Linked DNA regions of Mus musculus: region 2 is linked to region 1. A link is a loop called in an ENCODE intact Hi-C map of the cell type or tissue named here. Cell type or tissue: gastrocnemius. All regions are shown on one strand.

Region 1 (8,000 bases):
ACTAGGCTATTCCTCCACATGTCCCTGAATGTGTTAGCTCTGCTTTTCTGTGAGAACACTGACAGGACCAGGAAAAATCTGCTCATTTCACAGCGATCAAACACGGTCTGTGCTGCCCTGCTGAAACTGGGGTTCTGCATCCCAGGTAAGGTGGATGGGCGGACATGGCAGGTGCCCCCTGAGAAGCAGAGTTGGGAAGACCCCAGCCTACTGCAAGGAGTGACAGTTGGTAACCCCTCATCAGATTGATTTCTGAACCCGCAGATCCAGTCCATTGCTCCATGGATTGCCCGGGGCTGCCTGAGTCTTTCTGTATCCTCTGGAGTTGCCCAGGCCATTTTCTGGTCAAGGCTGTGGCCAGTGCCAGTTGCTGCTTTGGAAGTGGAGATTCGCTGGACTCTGGGTGATTCTAGTGCCTTCTGGTGCAAAATGACTCAGTTTAATTCAGAGATTCCTGGGGGTTATGGAGTCTGCCCCTGGAGCCGGTATCTTCTCAGACCTGCCTGCCCTGCTCTGTCTCCTGGCTGGCTCCCAAGTCTTGGGCTTTATACCTCTGGGGGGTTCCACCTTCAACTTAAAAGAACTTTGAGCATATATACACATACATATATATATAATATATATATATATACACACACACATATACATATATATGCATGTATGTATGTGTGTTCAAGGGGGCTACCCATGTTTTGCCACTAAATCTATAGCGAGCTGTGAGACTCAAGGCATACCATTTGGGCAATCTCAAGGGAACAAGTGCCTGGCTGTGCTTGTGCAGGGGAAGGGGACGGCCAGACAGTACAGTCACCCATAGGATCCCCAGAGACATAAAGGGTATCAGGACAGAAAGGGGTCTGCCCTTGGGGCCATGGCCCCTCAGAAGAAGATGACATCTTCCTTACTAACTTCATCTGTGGTGGCGAGTGGTGTGGTTGGCAGCGAGGAAGCTGGGGAGACAGGTGGTAGTGATGTGCCTCCGAACTTGAAGGCCTCGGGGGGTGTGGCAGCTGGGGCCGGGCTTGGGGCTGGGAAGCAGGGGTCTGGAAGAGAGTTGGGGGTGGTTACGGGAGTGTCAGATGCCACCACAAACAGTGGCTGGGCTCACAATGGCCAGTGGCTGGGCTCACCTGAGGCAGGTGCAGACCCATGGGCGGCAGGCAGGACGGGACTCAGTGAACGGCGGTTCCGTGATGCACTCTCATCCTTGCCTATGAACTTGCTGAGGAGCAGCTGCTGCTTCAGGTCGAAGGACGCTGGAAGAGGGAAGGCGCTAGGACCCGGCTCTATGCCATCTGGTGGGGTGGGTCTTCCCTACTCGTACTTCCGAGTGGGCACCAGATAAGTACTTTGAAAGGTGGCATGGAGTCACTCAGTGTCAGCAAGAGAGAAGTGTGTGGCTTCCAAGCAGACATCCCTTCCCCATGATCACTGGGACATGGATTCTGCTTACGGAGTAGTCCCACAATACCTTCTGTGTCAACAGGGGATAGGGAATCTCTATGGTGAGGGGACAAAGATGCTGGGTACAGCCCTAGTGTTTGTCCTGTGCCTCAGCTGGTAAGCCCTAAGTAAATGAGCATGATGGTTAGTTTTGTCAACACAACCTGGGCCAAAAGTTTCAGGGAAGGATTTTCTACATCAGGCTGATCTGTGAGTATCTGTCTTATTTGCCTTAACTGGTGTGGAAGTCCCAGCCTGGGGCGCCACCATTTCTTAGGTTTGGGCCGTGGTTCAGAGAAAGCTGGCCGGACACTAAGCATACATGCATTCATTTCTCTCTGCTCCTGAATGGCTATGAGAGGCTGCCTCAAGCTCTCACTGCTCTGACTCCTCACCACGATGGACTCAAACCTGGAACTGTGAGTCAGGGTATTTTATCACAACAGAAATGCAACTGGAAAAGTGAACCTCTCTGTCTTCTTGCGCACACTGGTGCTTGCCTATCTGCCTCCCTGTCTGCATTCCAGATATGCTGCTGGGACAGGTCCACTGGGAGGGGTGTGCAGCTTCTCTGAGTGGTGGGGGTGGGGTGCAGCTCACCTGAGCTCTCCCAACGCTGGGAACCCCTGCTCTTGCTGCCCTTCTCCTTGCCACCCTTGGTGGAGGCGGCCAGCTTGGTGGGGATCTGCTGTTGCACGGCTGTCTGCCTCTGAATCTGATTGGTGGCACTGAGTAGCTGGATGGGCACATCGCTCTTGGCTGGCCGGCTCTCAGGGGGGGCACTGTCCCAGCGGGCCACCTCGGGTCGCTCTACGTTGTCAGGTCCTGTGCCATGTAGCATCGCGCTCCCTTGGGTTCCTGGTGCTTTGGCTGGGGCCGAGTGCCCCTCCAGCCCATCGCCATTGAAGCTGGGAGGGTGGCTTGCAGGTTGGGCCTGGAAGTAACGGAAGACACATCCTACTGCTGCTAAGCCTGCTGGTGGCTATTAACCCACACCAGGCCTCCTAGCCTTCTGGTGGCTTTGGCCCGGGGAGGATCAAACATGGCTGTTAAATGCTCAGAGATGAATGGGTGTTGCCCACCCAGCTCTGCATCCAGTCTGCAGCTAGGAAGGTCTATTCTGCACTCTGCAGAGCACTGCTTCCATCTATAGTTGCTTCTGGTGATTGACAGTTCTTGGAGCACATCAGTATGTGTATACCCATGGTCACACTGAGCCATATTCATATTCTCTCTCTCAAATGTGGCCACACAACTTATATCTGACTACTCATAAACTTTTTTTTTGTTTTTTTGTTTTTGGAGACAGGGCCTCTCTATGTAGCCCTGGCTGTCCTGGAACTCTGTGTAGACCAGGTTGGCCTAAAATTCACAGAGATCCATCTCTGTATTCTAAGTGCTGGGATTAAAGGTAAAAAAGTATGTGATGTTAGGCCCGGCACCAATGCCCTAGGGTCTGACATAGCCCAAATGGTCTTGTAGTTGCTATGTAACCAAGGATGTTCTAATGTCCTACCTCTAACTCTTCAGTGCTAGAATAACAGGGCTATGCCACCACATTTGATGTTTTTTTTTTTTTTTAAATACAGTGCTGGGGTTGGAACAAGGGGCTTCATGCACACTAGGCAAGCACAAAACTGAGCCACATTTCCAGCTTAGTGGGTTTGGCCATACAGGCCCACTAACCTCTGCCAGCACCTCCGGGGGCAGTGCCCCTGGTACAGTGTTCTGTTTCTTGAACCTGCGCAGCAGCTCCAGGCGCTCACGTTCACGGTCCACTGCTCGCTGGGCCTCACGCAGACGCTCCAGGTCATGCTGGTAGGCCTGGCGCTGTCGCTCTAGCTCGGTGCGCTCCTGGTCCAGCCGCTGGCGCATCTGGCGTGCCTCGCCCTCTCGCTCCTGCAGTCGCGCACCGGCCAGCTCCAGTTCCTGCTGCTGGCGTGCCCGCTCCCGCTCCCATCGCTGCTGCTCCTGGCGAAGTTGGCTTTGCAGCTTCTCCACACCGGCGCGCTCCTCACGCTGCTTCTCAAAGTTGCGTTGCCGCTCTTGCTCCAGCAGCAGGTTCCCACGTGTTGACTGCAGCCGGAACTGCTTCTCGCGCTCCTGGATGGCCGTTCTTTGCATCTCCACATAGCTATCCTGTTGAGCGATGACCGCCTGGGGACAGGGACAGGGACAGGGACAGGGACAGGGACAGGGACGGGGTGGGTCTGATGAGAGTCATGCCCTTGGCTAGACCCAGCCCATCAGTGAAGGGCAGGAGCAGCCAGTCCCTCCCTAATGCTGCAGGTACCTGGAGACTAAGAAGCAACTGCGACAGTGTCTGGACCCGGTGGACCAGCTGCAGAGAGAAAGCCAAATTGGTCTACTTGATGATGGTACATAGGGCATATGGGCATGCTGTCCCTGTGGGAGATGGAGCAGGGGCGGTACCTCTAATTCCAGGACAGTGGGCAGGCTCTCTGTGCTAGGCATCTCCACCTATTAAGACAAGAATGACAGTATCAAATGGGATCTAAACCACCACAGCACACTACGGGAGGAGACAGAACTCAGTGCTGGGCTGTGACTATGGCCATCTGATGTATGCCTATCTGAGAGTCTGGAAAACGAAGGTTTTGGGATGGCTGGGAGATGGGTGGGTGGCTGACGCTCTACAGTAGGGTGGGCTTGGAAGTGAAGCTTGTTGCTTATGAAGCTTATTGTTCATGCAATAAACACATACACATCCAGTTCAAGTTCAAGACAGCCAGGGCAGGTAGCCTTAGCCTCTGGAAACCTCAACAGCAATGGATGCGCTGCGTCAAAGGGAAGGGCCAGTCAGGAGCCCTGGCAGATGTCACCACACACTCTGTATAGCTTGTGGAAACAATGTGGGGCATTTTGGACCTGATGAAGTTGAGGCAACTATGTTGTGTCCATCCTCCCCTCTGCCTCCTTCCCAAGCTACTACCTGCCATTCCCAGGAGTTTGCAGGAGTAATTTTGAAGGCTGTCGCGTTATGTCAACGTGGACTGTCTTTACCCATGCAAATCAAAATGATCAGAAGCCACTTACAGCCTGTGGCGATTCCTCACAGCAGCCACTGGGGGCGCTGTTGTCACAGGGCCTGGAGTCTGGGCTGCTAGCAGGTCCCTGCCAGTCTTGGGGCCTGAGGTCACTGTTGGATACCTTCCTTTTAAAGCTGCCACCTGGAGACCCCAAGCAGAAAACAAGAGGATGCTATGAATCCCACAAGGCTTGGGATCCCCCTTTTCTGAGACCAGCCCATGTAATAAATGCAGGCTAGTGTATTCCTGGAGGCCTGCTTTATTTTATTTTTTATTTGTTTGTTTGTAGTACAGAGCCCACAATACCCAGAAATCCGAGGAATGTTCTCAGTCAGAAATTACACTCCCAAGTCTGGAGAGATAACTTGGCCATTAAAGGCTAAGGCTCAAAACTAAAATTTCAAGAAATTACACCGTACATAACACTGGATCTGCTGCGCATGGGCTTCCCAAGGCACAGCCTCGGAGGAAAGTGACACACTTACCCTTGCTAGGGCTTCCCACACTGTCATAGCCCCCGAAGGTCTCAGCCCGCCGAGGCAGGCCTGCAGAGACACTTCCCTCCTCCACTTGGCTACTGGTGCTGCCCAGGTGCCGCTGGCAGATCAGGCTCTGGATGCCCTCAACTGTGAGGGAGAGGTGGGGGACATGAGTCAGCAGGTGATGAGGTTATACTACGGGTAGTGGGGAAGTCCAGACATGAGCAAGGAGCAAGTGTGGCAGTGAGTGCTAAGATGAAGGGTATACACCACTACCTCAGCTTAGGCAGTGGTGAAGGTAGAAGCCAGTGCTAGTCAAGCACTCTAACAACAGAGCCCCCATCATCCTCAGCATCTAAGGGAGAGGCCAAGGCAATCAGGCAGCCATTGGAGATAGGCTCCTTAAGATTCAGGAAGTTCTGAAGGGAAGCTTGTTAAGACTCAGGAACTCAACAATGTACAAATCTCACGAAGTTCCTGAAACTTACTAAAGGTTACCTACAGAAAGGACTGCTGGGGAGAAGAGCTCTTCAACCTGTCCAGCCAAATTCACCTGCAAGTCTTGAAGAAAGTTTCAAGGTCCTAGCTTTTGTTAGGCTGGGGTAGCTTTCAGTGATACAGCTGCTTTTAAGCTGTAAGCAAACCTTCATCCCTGCTCCTTCCTGTAGATGACCCAAACAAACTTACTGATTCACCAAGTTGGACTGGTGTTAATGTTACTTGGGTCTGTCATCAGTTCCCTGTCTGGGCCTAGGGATGTGATGTACCAGTCCTTACCTAGGTCTAGTAAGAGACACATGTTAAATGAAGAGCCACATAAGAGGGCTATCCATGAGGGTAAGAGTGGTCTAATACCGTTCAATGGCCTGCTAGTATTTCAAAGTCTCTAGCCAGGTGAAGAAGCAGGGAAAATAGTCCCAGTCCAAGTGCCACATTTGTCAGTGTTATTGGAGGCAAAGAACAATAGCCCAGGAGGCAGAGGTGAAAGGGCATTGCAGGTGTTGCTGGAGAGAGCAAGACACCCACTGGGTCTTTTGCTAATCTGTGCTGGCAAAGGGTTGAGTGATCTGACTTGCTGATGGAAGAGAGCCATTAAGCACTGGTTTCCTACCCTGCTCGACATCATGGAGCCCTGGTGGCTGCACTGGTACTGCTAGGTGGTCCTGTTGCAATAAAGGCTGCCCTTACCAGGTCTAGCTTTGAGGTTGGCAGAGGTGTCTCTGTATGGTCAAGCTAGAATTGTGTGAAGACGGCAGGTGATATATACCCCATGGTTTACACCACGGGCGTTTAGCCTGCAAGCCTGCCAGAGCTAGAGGTAATGTTCTGGCCCAAGGTTAGGGTACATTCTGTACTCCAGAAGTCCCTCAAAAGAGCATATGTATTTTCCTGAGGATATTATTAGGGACCTATGTTTTCCTAACAACAATCTAGCTTACACTGATTAATTGGTTTGTGTTCCAGTGTACACATGTGACACAGCACGCGTGTGGAGGTCAGAGGACAACCTGTATTTGTACTGTTGGTTCTCTCCTGGTACCATGTGGATCTCTAGGACTGAGCTCAGGCTGTCGTATGTGGGTGCTAGTACCCTTACCTGCTGGCCATCTCTTAGGCTCAAGCTTTATCCCCTCCTCCCCCTACCCCAGAACATAAGGTCACCCAGGGAGCATTTGTTGAGTAAGTGCTTAAAGGATTTGGGTAGAGCTCAGCTGTAGAGCCATTGCACATGCTGGATTCCATTCCCTGGATTATAAAAAAAAGCAAAATGACGGTGGTCCTGGGTGAGCAATAGAGAACTGAGCCTGGCTTTGGTCCCCCAGGTAACCCGCCCTGGAATATCATAGCATAGCTCAGTGGGGAGGCTAACTTACTCTCACTCATGGCCGATCTGAGAATCTGCTCCCCCCGCAGGGTCTCAGAGGGGTCTCCTCCTCCTCGGAAGAGGCCTCGGTTCTGGGCTGACTCTTCCAGCCCACTCAGCTGAGCCATCTCCAGGTAGATCTGCTGTTTCTCCAGAAGGCTCTGGGCAATCAGCTGGTCTTTCAGGCTCAGTCGCTCTACAGGAGAACCCAGAGGTGGTGGTCAGCCTTAGGGACCTGGCCTTGGAGTCAGGCTGTGAGGGTGGGACCAGAGGATTAAACCTGGGTCATCAGGCTTGGCAGCAAGGATTTACACATTGATCCACCTTGCCAGTCTGGGTTGTTGTTGCTGTTGTTTTTTTTTTTTTAAACATTTACTTGCTGAGCAAGGTGGCACACGCTTTTAATTGCAGCACTTGGGGGACAGAGGCATCTCTGGTCCACGAAATACAGCCAGGACTACATAGAGAGACCCTGTTTCAAAAAGCCTCCCAAATTATTTATTTGTGCATATGAGCGTGCATGAATATGTTTGGGTGTGCACATCTGTGCAAACGCTTGAAGACCACAAGAGGGTGTCAGGTGTGCTTCTCCATCATTCTGCGTATTCACGTGCGGTAGGGTCTCTTCCCAAACTGGGGCTTTGCTTTCTCAGCTATGCTGAAAGCCAGCAAATCCTGCCTTCACTTTTCAGACCTGTCGCTACGTGTGTGCATAGGATATCTGGCTCGTTATGTAGGTGTTGGGTCTGAACCCTGGCCTACATGGTGATGCAGCAAGCACTCTTAACTGCTAAGCCATTTCTCCAGTCCCTGTTTGTTTTGTTGCGATAGGATTTTATCCCCCCACCCCCCCATAGGGTGGAGCTTCCCCATTCCTTGGTCACCCAATTACAGCCAGGCTATGGATTGTTAGGCTTGGTGGCAAGCTATCTTTAATACAGGCTGCCTTCGAATTCCCACTAATCTTCCCAGCTCAGCCTCCTGGAGCTGGTGAAATGGCTCAGTGGTTAAGAACATTGGTTGTATGTCCACTGCCCACATACATAATACTTTTTTTTTCTTTCCGAGACAGTTTCTCTGTGTAGCCCTGGCTATCCTGGAACTTACTCTGTAGACCAGGCTGGCTTCAAACTCGAGAGATCTGCCTGCCTCTGCCTCACACCC
Region 2 (8,000 bases), 58 kb after region 1:
CACTGGGGCGGTGCATGTGTGGACTCAAGAAATAAATACATGTAATTAAAATTTGTTTTTGGCAGTTCATCCCATGGGCCTGGGGGGATCTCTCAGTGGGTAAAGCAAGCATTGAGGACCTGAGTTTAACTCTAGAATTCACTTAAAAAGTCTGGGTGTGGTGGCACATGTGTGTGGCACTTCCCTGATACTGGGGAGGCTAAGACTGGGGAATTTCCTGGACTGCGCTAGCCAGCCAAACTAGGCTACCTCATGAGTTCCAGACCAGTGTCAAAAAAACAAGGCAGGACTGGGAAGAGGGCTCAGAGGATGAAGTGTAGGATGGGCAAGTATGATGATCTGAGTTCAGATCCCAAAGTCAAGTCAAGCCCAGTAGTGCGCATCTATAACCCTGGCATTCCTCCGGTGAGGTGGGAGGTGAACAACAGGAACCCTGAGTATCCCAACAGCTTCAGTTGACTGCTGCAGCCAAAGAGCGGCCATACTTCAAAAGAAGTGAGGACTGATAATCCAGGCTATCTTCTGACCCTGATACACATGTGCATGCGTGTGCATGTTCACACGTGCACACATACCCACTTCTAGCTCCTTTCCTCCCAACAGTCCTCAACTCACGGTTGCCATGAATTTTACATTTTACATACTTGTGTCCATGCATGTGCCACAGCATGCGTGTGGAAGTCAGAGGACAACACGTAAGAGTTGGCTCTTTCTTCTCTCTGGAGTCCCGGAACAAAGACTCAGGTCATCAGTCTTGGCAGTGAGCTCCTTTATCCAATGAGCCATCTTACAGACCCAGTTGCCAGTTTTAAAATGTTTTTATCACACCAAAAGGAAGCCTACCACCTTACTTAGTTATCAGTCTCCAATCACTGACAAGGATGTGATCCCATTGGAAATCAAGGACCACCTCCAAAAGTACTTGTATATGGTGTGTGCACACCTGTGTGTGTGTGCAGGCACTTGTGCCCATGAGTGTGGGAGCTGGAGGAGGATGGTGTGTATCCTACTCTGACACTTTCTTATTCCCTTAAGTCAGAGTCTCTTACTAAACCTGGGCTTCACCTGGAGCCACGAAGCCCAGGTCCTATCTCCATCTCCCCCACAGCACTGGGATTAAGAGGTATGTGTGTACATAGTGTGTTTGTCTGATACAGAGTTTCATATGGAGCCCTTGTAGGCCTTGAATTCACCATACAGACCCAGCTGGCCTAGAACTCAAGCGAAGCACGGACACTCCTGGCTTCTGTTTGTTTGTTTCTTTCTTTCTTTCTATTTTTAAATATAAGGGCTAGTGCCGGTACCTGCACGCAGGTTCTCATGCTTACACAAGTACCCATACTCATCCAGCCATTCCTGCAGCCCTGCCATACATGTCTATAGAGCTCTGTATTCCTTTCTCTGGGTTAGACACTTAATCCTAGGTTTAACCTCAGGACTGTCAGAATCAGTTTTTCCAAAGCTAGCTGCACCATTCTAAATGTCTAGCAGAAGTATAGAAGGATCTCCACCTTCCAGCCTCCCATCTGCCCCTCTCCTTTCTCCTCTGGCTAGAAGGATAGAACACACAGCCTATACTTGCCAGGCAACCACTGCAGAACAGAGCCATGCCCACAAGTCCCTGTCCTTCCCAAAATTCAGTTAACAGTTCCATGGATTGCATAATGAAGATCACAGTGATCCAGTAACTACCATACCCACCCCTGTAAGCAACACACACCCTTACTGCAGATACCCAACAAGGCTCAATGGTTTTGCTCTACATCTGCCCACTGATACAAAAGTCACTGAGCAGTATAGTTTTAAGGTAATTTTATGGCATATGACTTGTATCCCAATGAAACTGTCACATTAAAAGAGTAACAGAAGTGAATGTTTGAGCCTAACCAAGCTGACATATTGAAAATGCAACCATTACAGTATTTCTTAAATGTGTAACTAGAACACTTATTTTTTTCAAGATATGATGCAAGTCAGTGTATTTGCTATCAGTACATTGGGGTTTTGTTTGTTTGTTTGTTTGTTTTTCAGACTGGTCTCATGTAGCCCAGGATTGCCTCAAACTCGCTAGCACCAAGGAAGGAAGCACTTGGAACTCCTGTTCGTCTAAGCCTCCACCACTTGTGCTACCACCACACCCTGGCTTACAGAGAGCTGGGGCTTTGTGCACTCAGGAAAGCCACCAAAGGAGCCACATTCTAACAGAGCCTAACTACCTTTTAAACTTAATTGAAGGGATGGCTCTTTTTGCTCACAAAAGCAGAGAAAACAGCTGAATTCAGTTTACTCCCAACTTGATTTGAATGAGAAAGAAACAGATCCCAGGAGAGACAGATGGCAGCAGGAACTGACCAGCACCGTGCTCTCAGGGAGGACGTTGTTTTAAAGTTTTCCTCCCTCAGCTAGCTAGCTGCATTCCTCCTTTAAAAATAAATTCCTCCAGTCCCTCCAGAGCTACCCCCTGAACTGTCTTGCACCTGGCGAGGGAGTTTTTCACAAGGTAGCCATCTCCCCTTCCCGTTCAGCAGGGAAAGTGTTTGCTTTAACAAGACAGAAAGAAACAAGAGGGGTGGGTCTTCGACAGGATTTGGGGCTTTAAAGAATTTAAAGCAGCTGGAGGTGAAAATTGCTGAAAAGTCACATAGGGAGTTGAAAGAAATGGAAACATGACCCAGGACGGGAGAAATGAAGGAGACCTCTACAAGATCAGAACTATGTTAAATCAGAACTATGTTAATCTCGCAGTAGATAAACACAGGGAGACTCAGCTGCTTACCACAGCCAGGGTGCCTGGGGTGGTAAGCAGTGCAAGTGGCCAAATTGCTCCTGTGTGACAAGAATGCAAATTACACCCAGCTATGCAACAAAGTTGCCGTGGGCCACTCCAACAGAGAAAGTCTGGGCATTCACCAAGGAACTTACAAGAGAAATCACAGAACCTCTGGATCTCCCTAACCCGTGACATTGAAAAAGGGGCCCAGCCCTTGAGAAGTGGAGGGGGGAGGGGGATTCAAGGCCAGCCTGGGACGGGGTTAAGACTCGAGCTGTGCCCGTTTGCCAAAGGTGGAAAGACAGAATCACAATGTTGCCATCTGACCTCCAGAAAATAATAATAAATAATTGAAATAAGGGATAGGGGAGTGGCTTGGTGGAGAGTTTTCCTAGTATGTGCAAGGAACTAGGTTCAAGGCTCAACATAATAAAAATAAAACAACTGATATAAAACACAATATATTACAAAGATTATTATTATTTTTTAAAGAAGCCACTGTCCCTCCCCTCCAGATGAGCTTGGGGACCAACAGGAGTGACAAACAGGACAAGTCTAAATCCTGACCCAACAAGGAAGACATCCAACTGTCTGTCCTAGACTCACACCACCTACAGTCTAGGCTTCGGGGTCAGAGATGGCTCAGTGGACAAAAACACATGCAGTACAAGCCTGGCGAGCTAAGTTCGAATCCCAGAACTCATGTTCAGGGAGAAAAACAATCTACTCTACAAAGCTGTCCTCTGGCTTCAGGCACCCACTCACACACACACAACACTCACACACAGCAATCCTCTGGGTCTGGAAGCAGGTCCATATCCACAGGTTATGTAACACTGAGCACCGACCATATGCCAGACATTCCACTACATCCCTTTCACGTGTTACCTCACTGAACCCACATCAAGTTCTTATTCTCATTTTGACAAGGAAGAGACTGAGGCTTGGTGATGTTACATGGCTCATATGATAGAACTGGGACCAGAAGCTCAGGTCTGATGTGACACTCAAGATTTCTCTCCTCACAGTTCAAAGGCTAACCATTCCATCCATACACCTGCAAAACAAAACAAAACAACAAAACCCCCAAACAAAAAACCCAAACCCAAGCCCTTCAATCTTCAAATCGCCCATACTCGTCACGCTCCCAGCAAGAAATGGAAAGGGGCCTTGAACGTCAGCTCCAGGTCCCAATGCCCCGAGCAAAGACGGAGGGTGAAAAACTTCAAGAAACTTTCCCTCGCTTGGCCAGTCGTTTCTTTCACCGAGCTACAGGCGGTAATTCTTTAAAAGAAGATAAAGAGAGGACAACAACAAAACGCTCAGTTTGCCTGGGAGCAATCAAAGTTGTACCGCACGGGTTTAATTCTTCGCCTAGAAGAAATCCAGAAAGCAAAAAAACGAAAACACCCAGTTTGCACGGTGTTGCACCCAAACGCTCGCAGGCAACGATGTCAAGATTTCCAGAGGGCCTAAAGTGGTGCAAGAGATTGCTGTGAGGGACACTCCACCCTTGCCCCTGGCCCTGGTGTCCCCAAGCCAGGGACAAAAATCTGCATGCAGTTGTGTGGCTTTTCTCTCTCCTTTCCAAGAAAAGTGGCTACAGCGTCCACGGCGCAGGGACAGGGTGACTGGGTATGGTCTGCATCACTGCACCCCCACATTCTCCACTTGGAGCCCCACTTGTATGGAAGAGGTCACCTGTATCGGAGGCGTGCTCAGCCCTGCGGCACCATGGGGGAGGGGGTGTTGTATACCAGGTAGTTTCCAAAGAGTCCGCGACCCCGGCCCCTGCGCCACGAAAATCGCCGTGGCTCCCTCACCTCCGCGGGGTCCCTCACAGGCCGCTCTCCGCCCTGCTGGCTCCCGGGTCGCTCTCGCAGTCTCCGCCCGGCCTCCTAGGAGCCGGAAGCGGTATGCAGTGCGAGACCAAGCTGCGCATGAGTAGGCCGTCCCCAGAGGGGCGGGGCCCGGAAGGGGGCAGAGCCTCGGCAATAGGTAGTTCCTCCAAGCACCTGGGACTTTAGAACTTTGCACTTGGCGGAGCCTGTCCTTATATCAACTTCAGCCCTCCACATGCATATGCACATAGGTATACACACTCATACACACGTGTGCCCGCACACATACTGGCGCGTATACACACACCACATGCACAAACACATAGGAAAAACGGGAAAAGAACAGAAAGCAAAACTGTCACAACAAAAATCCTCAAAGCTGGTAGACAGGGTATGAGAAGCACAACGGATTTCTCAGACCACCTACTGCTAGCTTTTGAGCCTCAGTCTTGTCCCTTGATTTAGGGGTATCTTTTTGTTCTCTAATAAACTGTCTCTATTCTAACACACATTCGCATACCAGACACTCCCACTTAGGAAGCATCCGATATCTGCAAACAAGCTGCTGAACACTGAGAAACATATCAAAGACCCTATTGGAGGTGAGATAGCAGTGAAACCTCTCAGTGGGCTAAAGTGCTTGCCACCAGCCTCAGCTGATAACAGGAACCCACATCTTGTAAGGAGAGAATGATTACCACAAAGTTGTTCTTTGACCTACACACACACATATGCTTGAGGAGGCCCAGAGAAGGAATTCGATTCCTTGAAACTGGAGTTAAGGATGATTATGAACCACTCACTATGTGGGTGCTGGGAACCTATCATGGATTCTCTACAAGAGCAGCAAGTGCTTTTGACCACTTAGCTTTCTCTTGCCCAAGATAACTTCTAGCTTGGCAAAGGGGCACACACATGTAGTCCTAGGTATTTAAATGGCCAAAGCAGAAGAATCACATAAGCCCAGGAGTTTGGAAACAGCCTTTGTGATATATCAAGGCTTTACTTTTTAAAAAGCAATATAAAACAAAGCAATCCCTTCCTCAAAGAATAACAAAAAACTAAGAAAGAGAAATACATAAACTTTTTGGAGGGCTGAGATGTTTAAGAGTGTTTGTCTGTTGTTTGAGAAGCCTTGGGTTTCCACCCTCAACCCATATGAAAAACCATTCGTGGTGATGGAGATCAACAATCCCACTTCTAGGTAGGTGGGAGCTGGAGAAGCAGAAGCTTAAAGCATCCCTGGCTACGTGGTCAATTTGAGGGCAGCCTGGGTTACCTGAGACTCTGTCTCCAAAAACAAACAACAAACAAACAAAACTAAAATCCTTGGGGCAGCAAGATGGCTCAGTGAGTAAAGGTGCTTGCTGCCAGTGTGTACCTCTAAGGAGCCCTCCAGAAAAGAACTCCAGCTTAGCAGACAATGCTACAATCCACTCAGCCCTACCATGGTTACCTGAATGCTACAAGCAGGCAATACATACAATAAGAAAGGCTAAAGATACAGCTCAGTTTGGGGAGTGCTCGTCTAGCATTCGTGAAGCTCTGGCCTCCAGCCCCAGCACCGCATAAACTGGCTGTAATGATACATGACTATAATTCCAGAAGGACTGGAAGTCCCACTCATTTTTGACTACATGGCAAGTTTGAAATTTGGGGGCAGCCTGGGCTATATGAGACTGTTTTATGAAAGAAAGAATGAAAAAAAGAAAAAAGAAAGAAAGGAAGAGAAAGAGAAAGAAAGATGGGAGGTCAAGGGGTAGAGGGAAAAGAGGAGGAGAAGAGGAGAGGAGAGAAGAAAAAGGAGAAAGAAATCATGACACCACACCTACTCAAAAGTGAAGACAACCGCCAGGCAGTGGTGGCACAGGCCTTTAATCCCAGCACTTGGGAGGCAGAGGCAGGCAGATTTCTGAGTTTGAGACCGGCCTGGTTGATGAGCAAGTTTTAGGACAGCCAGGGCTACACAGAGAAACCCTGTCTCAAAAGAAGACATTCTATCTCAAAAGTAAAAATCAGGCTGGAGGTGTGTCTCAGTAGTAGAGCACCCGCCTAGAATCCCCCAATGAGGGACTGGGGTGTAGCTCAGCTGTGGAATACTGGCCTAATGTGTCATGTCTCTTGTGTCCAGTCACCATTACAATAAACAGCAGTAGCCACAGGCAGACTGTCCTATAGTCCCTGAATGAGTAAAATGACACTATGACAAAAAAGGGGTGGGGACAGGGTGATGAAGAAAAGCCGGTCTTTCAGGTGTCTGGGAGGCACTAGGTCTGTTGTTCTTACACACCCTAGGGCCTGCTGGTAGTCTTAGATAACCAGGTCTCACCTTGGGCCATCCTGCACCAACAAAAGACATTTGACAATGTTTGGAGACATTTTGTCACGACTTTAGACTAGGCAGGTGCTATTAGTGCCTAGTGGGTCAAGGTCATTCTAGGGGGATGATTAGCCTCAAAGGCCAACAGTGCTGATGTCCTGCAGTTGAACCTTGAACTTGCCTGAGTCTTGCTTGTAAATACTCTGTAGTTTGACCTTTTGCTACTAATGTTTACATGCATGGACACATGTGCACATTCACACAGACACAGAGACACACACAGAGATACACAAAGACACACACACACAGACACACACACAGACACACAGACACACACACACACACACAGACACACACACACACACACACGATAGGATCTCATGTATCCAAGCTTGAATTTACTATCTAACCTGTTATTAGACGCGTTCTCACGCCCGGCCAGGAAGAACACCACAGACCAGAATCTTCTGCGGCAAAACTTTATTGCTTACATCTTCAGGAGCAAGAGTGTAAGAAGCAAGAGAGCGAGAAAACGAAACCCCGTCCCTATTAAGGAGAATTATCCTTCGCCTAGGACGTGTCACTCCCTGATTGGCTGCAGCCCATCGGCCGAGTTGACGTCACGGGGAAGGCAGAGCACATGGAGTGGAGAACCACCCTCGGCACATGCGCAGATTATTTGTTTACCACTTAGAACACAGCTGTCAGCGCCATCTTGTAACGGCGAATGTGGGCGCGGCTCCCAACACTAACCTACTATGGTATTAAGCTTCTGATCCTCCTGCCTCCACATCCTGAATTCTGGGAACACAGGCATGCACCACCTGTGCTGAAGGCGGAGCCCAGAGCTTTCTGCATGCTAGACAAATGCTCTGCCAGCTGAACTACATCTTAAAAGATACAACATACATGTCTTTTAAGGAGCAACTACCATACATACCACCTTCTCTTTAATTCTCCTCAAAATTGGGCTTGATTTCAAAAGGGTAAGTTCTAAATCCCAGGGACAATCAGAGTTCTCTCTCTCTCCAGGGATTCCAGTAACCTAGGTCTATTTGCCAAGCACAGA

Evidence for each region. A loop is a pair of places that touch in the nucleus more often than their neighbours do. Peaks named below come from ENCODE experiments on the same cell type or tissue, not always from the same donor. Only the 100,000 strongest peaks of a DNase experiment are listed, where the experiment ranks them.
Region 2: it touches region 1 in a loop (2.2-fold over the local background); 2 of 42 quality-filtered maps call a loop at or near these places.

What each region holds. Positions count from the first base shown.
Region 1 is chr8:3,447,415-3,455,414 of GRCm38, reverse strand. It overlaps Arhgef18 (rho/rac guanine nucleotide exchange factor (GEF) 18), which reads right to left. Exons shown (of 29, transcript NM_001370668.1): 21 at 6,847-7,032; 22 at 4,979-5,119; 23 at 4,501-4,634; 24 at 3,877-3,924; 25 at 3,737-3,784; 26 at 3,130-3,600; 27 at 2,044-2,377; 28 at 1,131-1,256; 29 at 1-1,043. The coding sequence ends at 880. Among named protein-coding and RNA genes, the nearest start is that of Pex11g, 16 kb to the left of the region's middle. In gastrocnemius, a CTCF peak has its summit at 4,529; a DNase peak (open chromatin) is centred at 4,546.
Region 2 is chr8:3,389,696-3,397,695 of GRCm38, reverse strand. All of the region lies in intron 10 of Arhgef18 (rho/rac guanine nucleotide exchange factor (GEF) 18), which reads right to left. Among named protein-coding and RNA genes, the nearest start is that of Gm46029, 33 kb to the left of the region's middle. In gastrocnemius, no CTCF peak of the experiment used is centred here; DNase peaks (open chromatin) are centred at 2,934 and 4,705; H3K4me3 peaks cover 2,103 bases; H3K27ac peaks cover 1,974 bases.